3 separate regions of the Homo sapiens genome follow, and regions 2 and 3 are each linked to region 1. Evidence: read pairs that join two places in POLR2A ChIA-PET (ENCODE). Cell type or tissue: Panc1. All regions are shown on one strand.

Region 1 (2,500 bases):
CTTCCCAGACCTGGCCTTCAGCTCCAAACCTCCCGGCCTTTGCCCCCTGTCTAGGAACACCCCTGGTCCGGCTGTCCCTTGCTGTCTGGGAACTTCCCCAGCCTGCGCCTTCCACCCCTGTCCACCCCGTCCCGCAGACCCCACCCTTCCCTCTCTCTGTCCCTAGCCTGGAGCTCCCCGTGAGCCTCACCAGGACTGAGTCCTCTCTGGGGTCCCACCTCCACCCATGTCCGGGCTGGGCAGAGATGAGGCAATAACACTATTTCATGTCTTTTTTTAAATTTTGTAACCTGTATTTCCTCAGGTAACAAGAGTTGCCTATGAGAAGTAATTGGGCTCCCATTTTATAGATGGGAGAACAGAGGCCCAAAGAGGAACATCACTTGGCCCAGAGGATTTGGGGTGTTTGTTCAATGATGTGACCTCCACCCCTTATCCCATCTCTAGGGGCCCCAGTACCGGGAGCCCCCAGGGGAAGGGGCACAGGTTCAGAGAGTGGCCTGGGAGCACCTTCCTGAGACCCCTCTGCCCCTCCCAACGCCCAGTCAACCCCAAATCATCGCACGCCCACGGCAGGAAGGCGGATGCCCAGTCAGGCGGCACCCACCCCCCGCCCCGTCCCTGGTGCGGATGTCCCCTCGGGGCTCAGGGTGGGGGTGCGGGTCACCGACGCCAGGCCTGGGGTCAAGGCGAGGGCCCCAGGGCGCCACCGCCCCCTCGCTGGGCGGGGTGGGAAGGAGGAAGGAGGATGTTGTCTGAAGCACCTGCTGAATCACAGGGGCTGTGTCTGTAGCCTGCAGGGTGGGGGGCGCGTCCCCTGCACTCCAGGACCCGCCCCTCGGGATGCCGACCCCCACCCCAGACTGGGGATCCCAGGGGTCAAGGCTGTGCCCTGGGGGCGTGGGGTGGGGTATGGAGCTCCAGGCTCAGAGCCCTGGCCTGGTAGGGTCAGCCCAACCAGGGGTGCAGCGGGCGGAGGGGCGGCAGGCGGAGGCCAAGTGTGCGTAGGGAAGCACGGAGAGGTAAACTGAGGCACAAAGAGGGCAGGGACCGCTGGGATCTCGCGGGGCGGGGTCGGCCCTGGATCGCTCCCTTCCCCCAACCATTGAGGAAAAAGCTGAATGGGAGGGGGCGGCCCCCGGAAACCCGCCGGGATGGAAACGCGGTTTCCAGGGCAACGCGCCGCGAAAGGAGCCTGACGTCACCCCGGGTAGGGCGCCCTGCCCGCCCCCGTCCGCGCGTCGCGCGGCCCAGGCCCCGCCCACCAGCGGGGAAGCCTCATTGGTGATCGCACCGCTCGCTCATCGGCGTGCCCCAGTAGCAGCGCGACGAAGCCTCCAGAAGGCGGGACTTCAGCCCGGCAGCGCCGAGTGCGCAGGCGCAAGCGCGGAGGCGCTGCAGCCCCGCCTCTCTCCCCGCGCGTCTGCAAAGTTGGGGGCGGGAGGCGCAGCCGAGGGTCTGACGGCTGCGGCGGGGCCTGGACGGAAGAGGGGGCGAGCCCCGGGGCGCCGCACGTGGACCCCCGGCACGGGCACGCTCACGTGCACCCGTCCTTTCACGCCAACGCGTTTCCTGCTGCCCCCACCCCTGCACCACTGCACGTCCCAGACCCCGGCCCAGCCTCCCCGCGGTCCCTAGGCTGGGGGAGCTCAGACAGGAGGCTAGGAGGAGGGGGACTTTGGGGCTGAGGCTTTGCCAAAGGAGCAGGAGTTTGCCAAGTGTTGTAGGAAGCGGGAAGGGTGCGCCAGGTAGGGGGCACGGCGTGTGCCAAGGCCCGGAAACGTGAAACCGAGTGCTTTTCGGGGGCAACCGGGAAGTCAGTTGGTGGAGAAAAATCAAAGATGGGAGGAAAGGCGAGGCTGACAAGGACCCTAAACGGTGATTCCCCAAGTCGGCCACTGGAGGGATGACTTGGGGGACCAGAGAGGAAGAGCAGGTGAGGGGGAGCGGCGGCCAGGACATCTGGGAGGTGGCTAGACCCGTGGCCTGGACTTTGGGGGGCGGTCGAGTTGGATCGATGATCGATGGGGACCCTGGCGGCCTCACCCTGGGGGAGGTAGAGACGAAAAAGGAACTACGGTGTGCCCGGAAGGTGGTGGCTTTAGGTCCACAGGGAGGTGGTTGGCAAGGCGGGGGTAACAGGGGGAAGGAGAAAATCTGAAATGCCGGTGTGAGCTCCGGGCCAAGAGAGTTGAGGACTCAGGAGGCAGGAATCCCCCGTGGCCGCCCGCTGCTTGGCTGTGGGCTCCAACTTGGTGTGTGCTCAGAGAAGGCAGTGGTTGGAGTGAACAGGGCCTGTGCCAGGTGGGGAGACTAGCCAAGGTGTTTGTGCAGCCTGGCCTCTGGAGCGGCCTGGGAAGAGCTGGAGTTCGCAGGGTGGGAGCTGCCCTGTGGCTGGGAGCCCGTGCTGGCGTCCCTGCCAGGCGGTGATCTCACAGGTGAGCGGTGCTTGGGGAGACGCGGAGCTGTGGGCGGGCAGGAGAAGGTCAGTGGAGGTCAT
Region 2 (2,500 bases), 110 kb before region 1:
AGGCCAAGGTGTCTCAGGGCCTTGCTCCCTCCCACAGCTCTGACCCACCTCTTCCAGCCCTGGGGCTCCAGGAGAAACTGACCTGTGGCCACACCGCCCCAGCCCCGGCCTCCAGCGTGGCGCCAGCTCCCAATCTCTCCTGTCTCTTCTGAGGACCCTTGTGCTGGATTTCAGAGCTACCTCATCTCATCTTGATCCCTACCCAATGACATCCAAAAAGACCCTACTTTCCAGGAAGGTCCCCTCACAGACTCTACTGGGGAGGCGGACTTGACGGACGCGGTCACCCCAGCACAGACTCAGGGTCCGGCTGGCTTTGCCCCGCTCTGCTACGGCCCTGAGTGGGGAAAACTGGGCCCGGGGTCCACCCGGCGAGCTGTTTGCAGGGCCTGGGTCTGGGTGAGCCCTGGGACCTGAATTGGCTCCATTCTGCTGCAGCCACACCTGACCGCTTCTCTCTGGATCTGGCCGGCTTGCGCCCATCCCCCCAACAGCTCTGAGGCCCAGGCAGATCTCACATGCCCATTACACAGGGGAAGCGGAGGCTTGGGGGAGCTGAGCACCAGGTGACCCTCGCTCCCCGGCAGGCCCTGGATGTGGTCCGGCCCAGCAGCAGCCCCTGGCCCCGGGTCCCACACGGAGGCTGTGGTATCCGAACCGTCCCAGGGAAGCCGATCTCTGTGGCACTGGGTGCTCCAGAGCTGCCGAGAGGAAGCTGGGGCACTGGGAACCCCTTGGGGAAGGCTGTGAGGGTGGGGGTGGGGTCCGCCTGATGCCGCAGTGGGAGGCTGTGAGGGTGGGGGTGGGGTCCGCCTGATGCCGAAGGGGGAGGCTGGGAGGGTGGGGGTGGGGTCCGCCTGATGCCGCAGTGGGAGGCTGGGAGCCTCCCCGCGACCCTGGGGAGAAGGAGGTGGAAAGTTCTGTTCCTTTGGTATGTGAGTTCCGTTTTCAGGTGGCTGCTAAGGGGTTGGGACTCCAATGTGCAGGGTGTCTGGACCCGCCTAGAGGGAGGGCCGTGGGGGCAAAGGCTGCCAAGGGCATCTCTCCCAGCACCGCCCTCCCCGCAACTCCCTCTGTGGCATTGCCCAGATGCTCGCAGGGACCCCAAGGGCTGGGCGGGGCTCACTGCTGACACGAAGGGCCAGTCACTGGCTCTTCCCCAAAACCAAGCCACATCTCTGGGCTCCTACTGCCCCACCGTAAACCCTGCGGCCGAGGGGCCAAGCCGAGGTCACTGAGTCCCAGGCAGGCCTGAGCGAGAGAGGTCGCAGGGCAGCTGGAGGGGCGGCCCAGACTCCACCCTGCCCCCCACGGCGCGGTGAGCTCCTGGGGCTCCTACCTGAGCAAAGTCGCAGGTCTTTGGTGGCAAGCTGGAGGCGGTGGCCACGGGGGCATAGCTGGTGTCTGGGCAGGGCTGGCTGCCGAGGAAGGAGGCGGAGCTCATGAACGGGCTGGAGGGAGATGGGGGGGGGGGAGGTGAGATGGGGTGCTCAACCCACTCCCTCAGTAACACACCTGCACCCCCATGGCCGCAGCCAGAGGCCCCTCGAGGCCCCACTGGAGTGTGCCCAGCCCGGCAGGACCCATGGCCCCGCTGCACATACAGAGGGGCCTCCAGGGGGGTGGTGGTCAAGCCTGGGGCTGCCCTCCCACCCCCACTGGACACAGCCCGGCAGAGCTCCTACGGAACAGCCGCCTGGTGGGCGGGGGGACATCCAGGGCCACCATCCCGCCCTCCCCGCTCCATCAGCAGGACTCGGCTAAGGGTTCATTCTGGCGATTCAGAACCCCAGCCTGGCCATCCCTCCCCCACACACAGGCCCCTTGACCCACACCTCACTCCCGCCTCGAAGGAGGAGAGCGCTACGGGCAGAAACCCAGGATCACCGTCCTCCAGGGAGGGCTCAGGTCGGAACCCCCCGCCCTGTCACCCTGAGGATGGCAAAGGACACAGCAAGGAGAAGGTCCTGGGGGCCCCCCGCCCAGGGGCGCCTCTCTCCAGATGATCCCAGGAGTAAAATGTGGCTGGCAGGGAGGCTTCTCTGCCCTTCCCCACTCCGGCCCCCTTGGCCAGCTCCTGCGCTTGGGAGAGGGGTGGCCGCCGTCCCCAGGGCCTCCTTCCCTCCCGCCAGGCTCCCCAGGCTCTCCCTCCAGAAGCTTCTCTCCAGCAGGGCTGGCAGCAGGTCCAGGTCTCTGCCCAGTGGGAGCCGGAGGCCTTGGGTTGGAGGCGGCCCTGGGCAGACCTGCTCCCAGGGCAGGGACCGCCTGGGGGCCACTCTCCTCCTGCATAGAAAGGTTTGCAAACACCAGCAGGAAAGAAGCATCCACTCCACTCCCGGGCCACAAACAGCTGCTCCACAATCTCCTGGAGTCTCCCAAGGCTCTGGCTATACCTGCTCCCAAGCCCTTTGCACAGCCTGCTCGACTGCTCGCCTGGCCAACTCCTACCCCCCCTGCAGAACCCAGCCCAGCTGCTGCCCTCTGTGGGAAAAGTGCCCTT
Region 3 (2,500 bases), 260 kb before region 1:
GTCCTGCCTGCGGGGAGCACGCGGATTTGGGGTGAGGCAGCTGGGGGGTCCCTTGGGGTTGGCTGATCTCCCTGGGTCTGTACCTACTGTTCCCCTGGAGCCATTCCCACGACCCCTGCCCCCCTCCGCATCACCACCCAAAGGCTCCCAAATTTCCCTCCCAGCACCAATCAGGACCCCCAACCACCAACTCAAGGGTATCGGCACAACCCTGTGGCTGGTGCCAGGGCGGGGTGAGGGTGCGCAGAGCCGTAGAGGGACAGCTGCCTGGGGCTCCCAGGGCCCGGACTCGGCTCCAGCCGCTGCAAGAGCCCAAGGTGAGCCAGGCACGAACATCCAGGTCACTTCGCAGCTGCCTGCACCACGCGGCCGTCCGGGGCTGAGGTCGGCTGCCCTCTCCGCAGGCTGCAGAACAGGGTTAGAGTTCACCGTGGGGCAGGGCCCGAAAATCGCCCGGTGGCCTCAGACAGGCGACACCTGGCCGGGTCGGACTCGACGTTCTTGTCTCCAGAAAGGGGTCGTCCCCCGGCGGGTCGGCTGGGAGCTGGGCGGGGGCGGCAGGAGCTCACGCCTCATTCCCTGCGTTTCCCTCCATGTGCCCCTGCACGCTGGGTCCTTGGACACAAGCCCCCTCGGTGCCTCTCCACGCCCGCTCCCGCACCGTCATCACCCTCTCGGCCCAGAGCTCCCAGACGTGCTCAGGCACCGCGGCTCCACCCTGCGTCGTAATTGCCGGTCTGGGTGCGATGGAAACAGTGGTGACGTCATCGTTCAGACCCCCCGCCCCCGGAGGCCCCACAGATTCTCAGAGGGACGGCGCCGGGACTGGGGAGGCCAAGGCGTTGACGAGCGGGGACGCCGGTGTGCACAGGTGACCTGGCGGCTGGCGGGGCTTGACTGTGCAGACCACAGTGAGGTGCGCTTGCGGGCGCCGGGACAGCTGCCAGCAAAGCTGAGAGCAGAAAACATCATGCGCGAGGAGGTGGGGAAGCCACAGCCTTCCCGTGCCCTGGTGCGGACATAAAATGGGGCATCCACTGTGAAAATAGTCTGGCAGGTTTTTTGTTTGTTTTTGTTTTTGTTTTTGTTTTTTTGAGACTGAGTCTCACTCTTTCCCCCAGGCTGGAGTGCAGTGGCCCGGTCTCCGTTCACTGCAACTTCTGCCTCCCGGGTTCATGCCATTCCCCTGCCTCAGCCTCCCAAGTAGCTGGGATTACAGGCGCCCACCACCACATCAGGCTAATTTTTGTATTTTTAGTAGAGACGGGGTTTCACCATGTTGGCCAGGCTGGTCTCGAGCTCCTGACCTCAGGTGATCCACCCGCCTCAGCCTCCCAAAGTGCTGGGATTACAGGCGTGAGCCACTGCACCTGGCCATTCTGTCAGGTTCTTAAAAAATTAAACAGCGTTAAGGTTGGACCCAGCGAGTCCACTTCTGGGTATATACCCAAGGGAATGAGGAGCAGGGTTTGGGAATGAGGAGCGGGGTTTGGGAATGAGGAGCGGGGTTTGGGAATGAGGAGCGGGGTTTTGAAATGATCCACACACCAAGCTCACAACAGCTCCATCCCCACAGCCAAAAAGTGGGGGAAGGCCAGGCGCCGTGGCTCACGCCTGTCATCCCAGCACTGTTGGAGGCCAAGGCCGGTAGACCACCTGAGGTCAGGAGACCAGCCCGGCCAACATGGTGAAACCCCATCTCTACTAAAGATACAAAAATTAGCCAGGTGTCGTGGCACGTGCCTGTAATCCCAGCTACTTGGGAGGCTTAAGGCAGAATTGCTTGAACCTGGGCGGTGGAGGTTGCAGTGAGCTGAGATTGCCCCCCTGCACTCCAGCCCAGGTGACAGAGCAAGACTCCGTCTCAAAAAAAAAAAAAAAAAAAAAAGTTGGGGAAACCAGGTGTCCATCAGCGGTTGGATGGGTCACCACAACACGAGTCCTCTGCACAGTGGAATATTATTCAGCCTTGTAAAAGAACGAGAAGGCTCAATGCAGTAGCTCACCCTGTATTCCAGCACTGTGGGAGCTGAGGCAGGATAATCGCTTGAGCACAGGAGTTTAAGACCAGCCTGGGCAACATCTCTACAAAACCCCATCTCTTCAAAAAATATAAATTTTAGCCAGGTGTGGTGTGCACCTGTGGTCCCCGCTACTTGGGAAATCAAGGCAGGAGGATCGCTTGAGCCCAGGAGGTTGAGGCTGCAGTGAGCTATGATCTCACTACTGCGCTCCAGTCTGGGCAACAGAGCGAGGTGCAGTCTCAAAATTAAAAAAATAAAATAAGTGAGGCTCAGACACAGGCCAGAGCATGGTTGCACCTTGAGGACATCACACTCAGTGAGAGACGCCAGACACAAAAGGACACGTCCTGTCTGATTCCACTCCTAGGAGGTCCCTAGAGTTGTCAGATTCACAGAGACGGAGAGGATAGGAGGCGTCAGGGCTGGGGAGGGGACGGGGAGTGAGTGTCCCCTGGGGACAGAGTTTCAGTTTGGGA

What was found. ChIA-PET counts read pairs that join two places held together with the same protein. Peaks named below come from ENCODE experiments on the same cell type or tissue, not always from the same donor. Only the 100,000 strongest peaks of a DNase experiment are listed, where the experiment ranks them.
Region 2: POLR2A ChIA-PET joins it to region 1 with 9 read pairs; 16 of 35 experiments call an interaction of 5 or more read pairs at or near these places.
Region 3: POLR2A ChIA-PET joins it to region 1 with 5 read pairs; 18 of 35 experiments call an interaction of 5 or more read pairs at or near these places.

The regions. Positions count from the first base shown.
Region 1 is chr19:1,259,706-1,262,205 of GRCh38, forward strand. It overlaps LOC105372236 (a long non-coding RNA gene), which reads right to left. Exons shown (of 3, transcript XR_936233.3): 3 at 2,089-2,465. It also overlaps LOC107985303. Among named protein-coding and RNA genes, the nearest start is that of CIRBP, 8.4 kb to the right of the region's middle. RefSeq lists enhancers at 1-15, 1,666-1,895, 1,936-2,115, 2,206-2,500 and silencers at 456-1,375, 1,386-1,625. In Panc1, no CTCF peak of the experiment used is centred here; a DNase peak (open chromatin) is centred at 1,266; H3K4me3 peaks cover 1,986 bases; H3K27ac peaks cover 2,107 bases.
Region 2 is chr19:1,145,970-1,148,469 of GRCh38, forward strand. SBNO2 (strawberry notch homolog 2) reads right to left here. Exons shown (of 32, transcript NM_014963.3): 4 at 1,340-1,451. Among named protein-coding and RNA genes, the nearest start is that of SBNO2, 27 kb to the right of the region's middle. RefSeq lists a silencer at 1,759-1,913 and an enhancer at 1,823-2,500. In Panc1, no CTCF peak of the experiment used is centred here; no DNase peak of the experiment used is centred here; H3K27ac peaks cover 1,177 bases.
Region 3 is chr19:995,792-998,291 of GRCh38, forward strand. No RefSeq gene overlaps it. Among named protein-coding and RNA genes, the nearest start is that of GRIN3B, 3.4 kb to the right of the region's middle. RefSeq lists an enhancer at 685-1,304. In Panc1, no CTCF peak of the experiment used is centred here; no DNase peak of the experiment used is centred here; H3K4me3 peaks cover 505 bases.